Regions from separate parts of the Homo sapiens genome. Here region 2 is linked to region 1. Evidence: read pairs that join two places in POLR2A ChIA-PET (ENCODE). Cell type or tissue: A673. All regions are shown on one strand. Each heading gives the region's core, and the rest is flanking DNA. Links, peaks and the distances in the headings are about the cores only.

Region 1 (4,371 bases), core at 289-4,288:
TGTTAGAAGGGAAGGAAAGAAGAGAAGCATAGAGAGACAAAGGCTAGGGAAAAAAAGGAAGAGAGGGTATGGATGGAAGGAAGGAAGAAAGGAAGGAAGGAGAGGAGGAAGGGAGGAAAAAAGGAGGGGAGGGAGGGCAGGAGAGAGGGAGAGGGGAAAAAGGGAGGGAAGGGTTGGGGGAGGGAGGAAGGGAGGGACAGGGCTTATTTTTCTAAGGCTGCCTCCAGGAAAACAGAGCAGGGATAAGTAGGTTCAAGTTGGTAAGCTTTTAAATCTTCTTATCACAATGTCTTGCTTCCCCACCTCCCTCCCCCTGTAGAGTCAGCACATCCAGCCTAGAAGCAAGACTCTCCTCCTACATTACAAACAAGAGTGTCTGCCTAGGAGGGAATGTCTTCATCATAGAAAAAAATGCACCCTTTCCCACTGTGTCTAAATTCCTCCAGGTTTCCTCCCTTGGCCCCAGGAGCCCAAACAGCCTTGGACCTGCATCCCTGAGGGAGGTCTTCCAGCCTCACTGGGAGTCCAGCCTTTCTGTCCAGCCCATTAGCTGCACCATGGAGCCCAAGTGTGGCTCATCTTTCTAGCCTTGGCTTTGCTCGTGCTCCACAAACAAATGGATGGGTCAGCCCAGAATATCCAGCCTGTTTCCTGCAGAAGCCATGTTTTCTCTCATATCCCAAACCTTCGTCAGGTGGGTTCTGTTTCCAGTTTATAATGGGCCCCCTCCCCAACATTCTCAGCCTCCTCACACAGCTTCTAAAGGGCTAGGGGTATCATGTTCTCCAGCTCCGCAGACACCTGTTGCTTGCCCTCAGCTCCTGACTCCCCAGTTCGCAGGGTCAGTACCACTTAAAGATGTATTCAGTGCAGAGAGAAGGGAATTTCTCCTGTGCTGTTAGTTGCCTCAGCTTTGTCCCCAGCTCCTCTGGCTGGTTTGGTTACTGCCCTGTGTTTAGATCAGAGCTAAAATTTGGGGGTTTTTTAGCTACTTCTGAAGGACTGCTCCCAGGCTGTGAGTATTGATGGGTAACCACAGGGAATGCCTTCAGAGGTTCTTCCACTTACTTACAAGGACTATGCTAATCCCTTTTTTTAGGAATTGGGGAGTGAGGGAAGGAAGGAAGGAAGGAAGGAAGGAGGGAGGACATTAGCATTACAAGGACAATGCTACTCCCTTTTTTAACATTACAAGAACAATGACCTCACAAGAACAATGCTAAGCCCTTGTTCTTAGGAAGGAGGGAGGGAAGGAAGGCAGGAAGGCAGGAAGACAGGAAGGAAGGGAGGGAGGGAGGAAAGAAGGGAAGGAAGGAAGGAAGAGAGGGAGGGAGGGAGGAAGGAAGTTGGCTTCACTAAGCAACTTTTACAAACTAGACCCAGCCCAAAGTGCTTTACCTGTAACACCTCTTTTATTCTCAGGATCAATTCTGTAATGAGGTGCATATTATCATCCATATTTTACAGAAGAGAAAACTGAGGTTCAGAGCAGTTAAGTAAAGTGATCATGATCACACAGCTAATAAATGGTCGAGGTGGTACCCCAAACCATAGACGTCTGATCCTTTGGACAGTTCTAGATTTTCCTCCCACTACCTCCTCCTCCTGGATTGCTGTCTTAATCCCTATACTATGGTATCTACCTTTCTGGGAAATCTAAGAATTTATTAACGAGTGTACTTTTTCTGCCTCTATTGGCTTTATGGAGAAGGAGTATCTTTTATGTAAAAATGAAATATAAATGTTTGTCTCATAAAAATAAAAAACTCCACTTTTTCATGAAATCACAGAAATTGTCAATGAGAGCTGTCTTGTCAAAGTAAACAAAACTACTACACCCACAGAGAGTAAAACAGAAAAGCTGGCTCTACTCAAGATTTATTTTGCAACTGATTCAGATTAAGGGGAGGCTCTTAGGGAATTTTACTTTAGGAACTATATCAGAGGCTGTAATACCCATTCTCCCCATCTCTAACAATGGAACTCCCACATTGTACTTGGGCACAGCCCTTCAGATGAAGACTACATTTCCCAGGCTCCCTTGCAGCTTGGTGTGGCCATGTGATCAAGTTATAGCCAATGAGATGTGAGCAGAAGGATAAATACCACTTCTAGGTCACAGCCCTGGGAAACAACACAAACCCATGGTTCTGGCTTTTTTCCTCCTTCCTGCTGGCTGCAGCTGTAGCTGCTTCCTTGGACCCAGCCCCAGCCTGCTGACCTCTGCACACTGTTACATAAGAGAAAAGGAAACTTCAATCCTATTTACATCACTATAATTCAAGATCTTTCTTTTTTTAATACCTTATCTTTAAGGAAAAGATAAGCCTGTGCCCTAACAAATACAGGGGCTCAGGACTTCCACCTTAACAGTACGACTGACAAGGAACACATTTAAATTGTGATTTATTCAAGTCTCATGTTCATTTGAGTTTTTAATTATATGTCAATCGATTTACCAATCAGTTAATATTTTTGGTCATCTGCTCCATTCAAGGCACTCTACTTGGCACTAAGATAAACAGACAGTCCCTGACTTACAATGTTCAACTGAACGATTTTATGATGTTATGATGGTGCGAAACTCGTATGCATTCAGTAGAAGCCGTATTTCAAGTACCCATACAACCATTCTGTTTTTCACTTTCAGTACAGTATTCAATAAATTATATGATATTTTCAAGACTTGTTTATAAAATAGGCTTTGCATTAGAGGTGTCTGCCTAGCTGCAGGTTCATGTAAGTGTTCTGAGCATGTTTCAGGTAGGCTACGCTAAGCTACGATAAGTTCAGTTGATGAGGTGCACTTAATGCATTTTCAACCTACAATATTTTGAAGTTATGATGGCTTTACTGGGACCTTACTCCATTGTAAGTCGAGGAGCATCTGTGTATGACGTTATCCAGCCCTTAAGAACTTCATCCTCAAGCCAGGAAGACCAAACGGACACAAAAATACTTCAGAGCAGTGCTGTACATTATTAACCTCCACACAAGAGGCACCAATGGCGAGCATGGTGGAGCTATGCAACTTAAACCTTCATGAATAACACCATTCCAGGGTCAAGGGGTCTCCCAATTTGAGATAAGATTTTGTGGTGTTTGAATCTGTTTTTCCTTTCCCAAATCACTTATTTTCCCTCTGCTTCAAATTCTCCAGTTATGGATGGTCCCAGGCTGATTATCAATGTCTTCTTCCTTTTGACTTTATGACTTGGACTCCCAGCGCCTCCAATATGTCTTCCTGTTTCTGGTCCTAGAGGACATGGAATTGGTCCCAGTCCATTGCATATTTTGTTTTTAAGTCATGCACTGTTAATATTTGAGATAATCTCTCAGTACCTCTGTTCCTGCTGCCCATATAACAAATATCTGTGTGTTGTCCTATTGGCCCGTGTTGTGCCTCATGCTGAGTGACTCAAGAGCCAGAGAAAAGTGGCTATGTAAATTGGCCTGGATGTCCAGGCACCAAAACTAGAAAAGGAAAGGACAAGCAGGCCTGAACAAAATCAGGAGATGGATTGATGAAGAGAGGAGTAATATACATGGATTTTCATTCCATGTCATAGACATACAAATCTGGAGCTGGATCTTTAAACTAATCAATTGTTTCATTGTTCGCTAAAGGGGAGGGTAATGTCTGTCCACAATATTGACCAACATTAAATAAAACACACACACAAGAAATGGAGTTTCATCTGTCACTTTGGATTAGTTACCTCTCCAAGACAGGCATGTGGGGGAACTGGAAACATTTCTTTCTTTTTTTTTTTTTTTTTTTTTTTGCGATAGAGTCTCATTCTGTCACCCAGGCTGGAGTGCAGGAGCCTGATCACAGCTCACTGTAACATCCGTCTCCCGAGTTCAAGCGATCCTCCCACCTCAGCCTCCTGAGTAGCTGGGATTATAGGCATGCACCACCATGACTGGCTAATTTTTGTGTTTTTAGTAGAGACAGGGTTTTGCCATGTTGTTCAGGCGGGCCTTGAACTCCTGGCCCCAAGTGATTCACCCGCCTCAGCCTCCCAAAGTGCTGGGATTACAGGCGTGAGCCACTGAGCCCGGCCAGAACTGGAGACATTTCTAAATGTTATGTGAAATTGAGAGTGGTCTCCATCTAGCTATGAGGGAACCACATGTGATACAGAGAAAAGAGAATTTGATTTTGTGTTAGAGGAGCTTCTCCACTACTTACTACCAGTGTAACTCATCGGGTGACAGTATTTTCATGTCTAAAAATGGAATAGCAATGCAGGAGTGCCCTGTAAATTACTGAGAAATGAAAGTGCCTGGTACACTGCTTGACCCAGAGTAACTAATCATGAATTGCTAACTCAATCAGAAATGGACTTTTTAAAATGCTAACATCTG
Region 2 (4,371 bases), core at 301-4,300, 400 kb before region 1:
CTTCCAGAAAAATCCAAGAGGACAGGTTTCGGGGAACTTCTGGAGAGCTGAACACGGGAAGGTTCCTGGAGGGTGGCGTCCCAGGGAGGGCATGGAAGCTCCGCCCCCCTTCTCCCATGCCTTGCCCTATGCATCTCCTCATCCATTTCTTTTGCTCTCTCTTCTATAATGGACCGGTAGATGTAATAGTGTTTCTAGGGCCTTTGAGCCACTCCAGCAAATTAATCAAATCCAAAAAGGGGGTCATGGGAACCCCAACCTGAAGCCAGTCCATCAGAAGTACCAGAGAGGGCCACACTTGCGCCTTTTTGGGGGGCAGTTTTGGGGACTGAGCCCTCAATCTGTGGGATCTTACAGCATCTCCTGGTAGATGGTGTCAGAACTGAATTAGAGGACACACAGCTGGTGTCTGCTGCTTTGTTTGTGGGGGAAAAAAACCCATGCATCTGGTCACGGAAGTCTTCTGTGCTGATGATTGTAGTGGTGTGAGTGCAGAGGAAAATCACGGTTAGAGAAAGTTTTCCCTACACAAGTAGGCTAGGAATTCCTGTGTGCACCATCTCCATCACCTTTCACGTGAGTATGTCCCTATCACAGCCCCCTCTGGGATGATGTGCCCGCCTCCACTTTCGAGCTGCCGTGTGTCCCATAGCCACCAGCTACAGATTCCTTCTCTGATGATGAAGAAAAATGGTGACCTAGGGGGTGGTATTTGTGATAACCATCTGTGTCCAGAATTTTATACTGTTTCAGATGTTTATTGCAGCATATTAAGAAATTAGGACATCAGATGCACCTAAAGTTTTTTTTTTTAAATGGCCTGCCTTATTTCCACTGCCCATCCATAGACTTCTGGCACGGGAACAGCAGGCAGCTGGGAATCTCTATTTGGATAGCAGAAGAGGCAGAGGCAGGGGCAGGGCATAGAAGAGCACTCTACCCAAACCTAGGTAACAGCCCTGAGGTGTGGGTGCAATCTAAGTGACCGTTCAATACACCTATCCAAAGTGACACCCAGCCTTCTCCTCCCTACCCACTATGACTCCCTGGGGAATTGCCTTCAGCCTCCACCATCTGGTGATGCTTGATGTTTTCTGAAATAACAGAGACTGTGAGTCTTCTGAGTTTATAACAATAGCTACCATTTCTCCCTGTCCTGGGCACTTAACAAGCGCTATCTCTAGTCCTTATAACTGCATGATCTAGAGGACCACCAAGGTCCATATCACCGTTCTACTGACTCTACCACACAAATCTCTCATGGTGCTTTGTAAAGGTCTATTCTTACTCTGTCTTCCTTGGAAATGAGAAATGTAGCACATCTCTGTTAAGAGACATTTTAGATTCCTGGAAAAAAAATTCACCTTTTTTGCCTTCTCTTCTCCAGGGTGAGTAATTCTACTCTCTCAACATTTCCTTGTGAATTTCTTCTCAAACTTTCTTGTCATCATTTTTGTTTCCTACTGTGCTTAGAAAACGAGGTCCATGTTTTTCAAGTCCCTTTCTAAAGCACAATGATTCATTTTGTTATACATTTCTGATTAGTACAATATGTCTGGTACAGTCTAAATTCAACTTTAAAGTTAAATTTTAAATTGTATTAAATGTGGTCATTTGATACAAAACTGATAATTTAATCCACATTATTGCCCCCATAGCTAATATTTCTTTTGCTATAAAATCATAGCTAGAAAAATTAAAAGATCTAATAAGCCAATTCTCAAACCCCCAACCATTAAAACCGAGAAACAGACGGAGTTCTGTAATATATTTCGGCTTTTTGTTTTAGTGTATATTCTTTCTTCCTCTGCAGGCTGTAATAGGAAAACAAAGTGAAACAAAAAAACACTGGACTTGAACCCTTAATTCATTACTTTTGTCTTCATGACCACAGGCAAATCATTGAACCTGTCTGTGTACTCATTTCCTCATTTATAAAATGATAGGGTTGGATTATATTGAGGGAGTTTTCAAAACTGTTTTTTAGCCATGAAAATCTTTCTTAAAAGAAATCTTATGTAGAAGCACATAACACACAAAGCAGAGAAGAAGCAGGAATGGTGAGACCCTAAGATTCACCCGCTTAGACACCCCTCACCCAACTCCCACCCACCCCCACCTCGTTTTCACAATTTATGATTTCATATACAAGCACAGCTTTTGTATGTGTGAACATTTACATTCATAGCACATATCTTGGATAGGATATACATGCAAGCGTGTGAGTTTATTTGTGTTTATATGAGTATATAGAAGAAATCCAAATCTCCCCAAGCTCCTTCAATCTGTGACTAGGAATGAGATCAGATATCACTAGCTCTGAGTCACAAAGTCACAAGCATAAGGCTGGATGGCAACCCCATGCATACTACCCCCAAGGATTCTGGGACCACCCCCCAACCCCGGGACAGTAGATGGTTTCTCTTGTGCTCATTAATAAGTGTGGGCTTGGCAGATACTGTTGCTTGTCCCCTGGTGCTCCCCTTGCCCCACTGTCTGTCCCACTGGATACCAAAATCTCTGCTCCTGCTGACTGCTGTCTCAACTGCTGCTCTTCCGGCTTGGAGTCGCTGGGTGATCAGCCTGGCCAGGTCGCCCCTTGCTGATTGACGGTTTCCTGCCCTCACTGCCCTGCTGAGCAGGTGGTGCGGTGCGGCTGCTCCATTGCAAACAGCGCCCCCAGCAGGCAGCGCTGCTATGCGACCTTGGCTATCTGAGCAGCAGCACCCCCAGTGCCATGAGTACTTTCCAAACCAAATTCTTGCAATGCGGTGGGAAGAATGCATCCTTCTTAGAAACAGTGTCACTAAACCCACAAGATTTTAAGAGTTTAAAGAAAGAGCTCTTTTAGTTTTTATTTACAACCTCCTTCCTCAATTGCCTTCTCCTCACAGGACTCAAACAAGTGGCCAGCGGGTACTGGGCCAGAAGATACATCTGAGTGACTGAGACCACACTATTCTTAGGACTGCCCCTCCCAGAGAATAATTATGACCATTTTACTGAGTCAGATTCATTGTCACTGGTTCGTTTCTCCCCTAATGCTCTCCCAAGAGGCTTCTCAGTTTCCTCTACAATATAACTTCTGTTTTCTAGAGTGTCCCAGCATGCTGACCCGACCTGGGCTCATCCTGGGCCCTCCATCACACAGAGCTGAAGCGATGCCTGGCTATGGTGTAGTCTCGTATAGATCAGGAACCGCCCATTCTTAGCATACCCTACACATGGAGGATGGGAATCTTCTAACACAATTTCATTTTAGGGTGCATATGGAAGCTCTTCAAGTATGGTAGATAGATAGATACCAAATACCTAAGTCTTTGGCTGGAATCAAACTGGAAACCTTGAGAACAATCAAACTATGCTTGGGAGCAAGAGGCTTCAGATTCAGTTCTAAGTAGAACACTATCCTATTCCATGATACTGCTGTGGATTTTTGGCAACTGGTTTTAGAAATAATACAAATAAAACCTATGACCAAGAAATCTACCGAGGTCAACATTTCCCAAAGAGTGGTGCTATGTTTCCTGAAAATAAACAAATATACAAGCAGGTCTGGGAAACCCCACAACCTATAGCACTATCTTACATGTTTTTTGGCATGCTCAAAATTAGAGAGATACTGAGTAAGGAGGAAGCTTTTGAAACTTTCTATAACACATTGTTTTAAAATATATTGACAATGAAACTCTAAAAATATCTAACACTCTGAATGTTCCTCAGAAGTCATGTTTTATGGAGTGTATTTTGAGAAAATTTAGCCTAAAACAGGGTGAGCAAACTATTTTTTTGAAATTAAAAGTTCAGTTTTGTGGGCCCCACATATAGAACCTACCACAATTACTCCGCTGTTGTAGCATGAAGGCCATTGTAGATGATACATAAACAAATAAGCTTCACCGTGTTCCAGTAAAACTTGGATTATGGCCACTCAAACGTAAATTTCATATAATATTCTATGTCACAAAATATTATCCTTTTGACTCTCTTCAACTATTTAAAAGTACAGAGAACATTCTTAGTGCAAAGACTGTAAAAAACAGGGGATGAGCTGAATTTGACCTGTGGGATGTACTTTGCTGATCCCTGTCTTAGAAGTACTAAAAGCTAGTGAAATCGCAGTGCCTGTACAGATACCTGAACCTGAAGTCCATGGAGCAGAAACCCTGTGTGTTTATTCTCCACTGAATCTCCATGCTCTGTCTGCTGCATGGCCAGTGCCTGTTTGGTGAATGCTCATAAATATTGAATGAGGGAATAACCAGCAGTTCAATTTACCTGTCAGTAACATGTGCAGAATTTGGTTTCTCAAAGTTGTTTTCTTTTGTCGCTGTTGTTGTTTTGGCCCTGTTTGCTGGGTATCTCAGTGTA

What was found. Peaks named below come from ENCODE experiments on the same cell type or tissue, not always from the same donor. Only the 100,000 strongest peaks of a DNase experiment are listed, where the experiment ranks them.
Region 2: POLR2A ChIA-PET joins it to region 1 with 5 read pairs; 2 of 35 experiments call an interaction of 5 or more read pairs at or near these places.

The regions. Positions count from the first base shown.
Region 1 is chr6:14,798,025-14,802,395 of GRCh38, forward strand. No RefSeq gene overlaps it. Among named protein-coding and RNA genes, the nearest start is that of JARID2-DT, 450 kb to the right of the region's middle. In A673, for the core only: no CTCF peak of the experiment used is centred there; DNase peaks (open chromatin) are centred at 1,117 and 2,037; H3K27ac peaks cover 1,962 bases.
Region 2 is chr6:14,394,696-14,399,066 of GRCh38, forward strand. No RefSeq gene overlaps it. Among named protein-coding and RNA genes, the nearest start is that of LINC01108, 110 kb to the left of the region's middle. In A673, for the core only: a CTCF peak has its summit at 2,691 (motif pointing left); no DNase peak of the experiment used is centred there.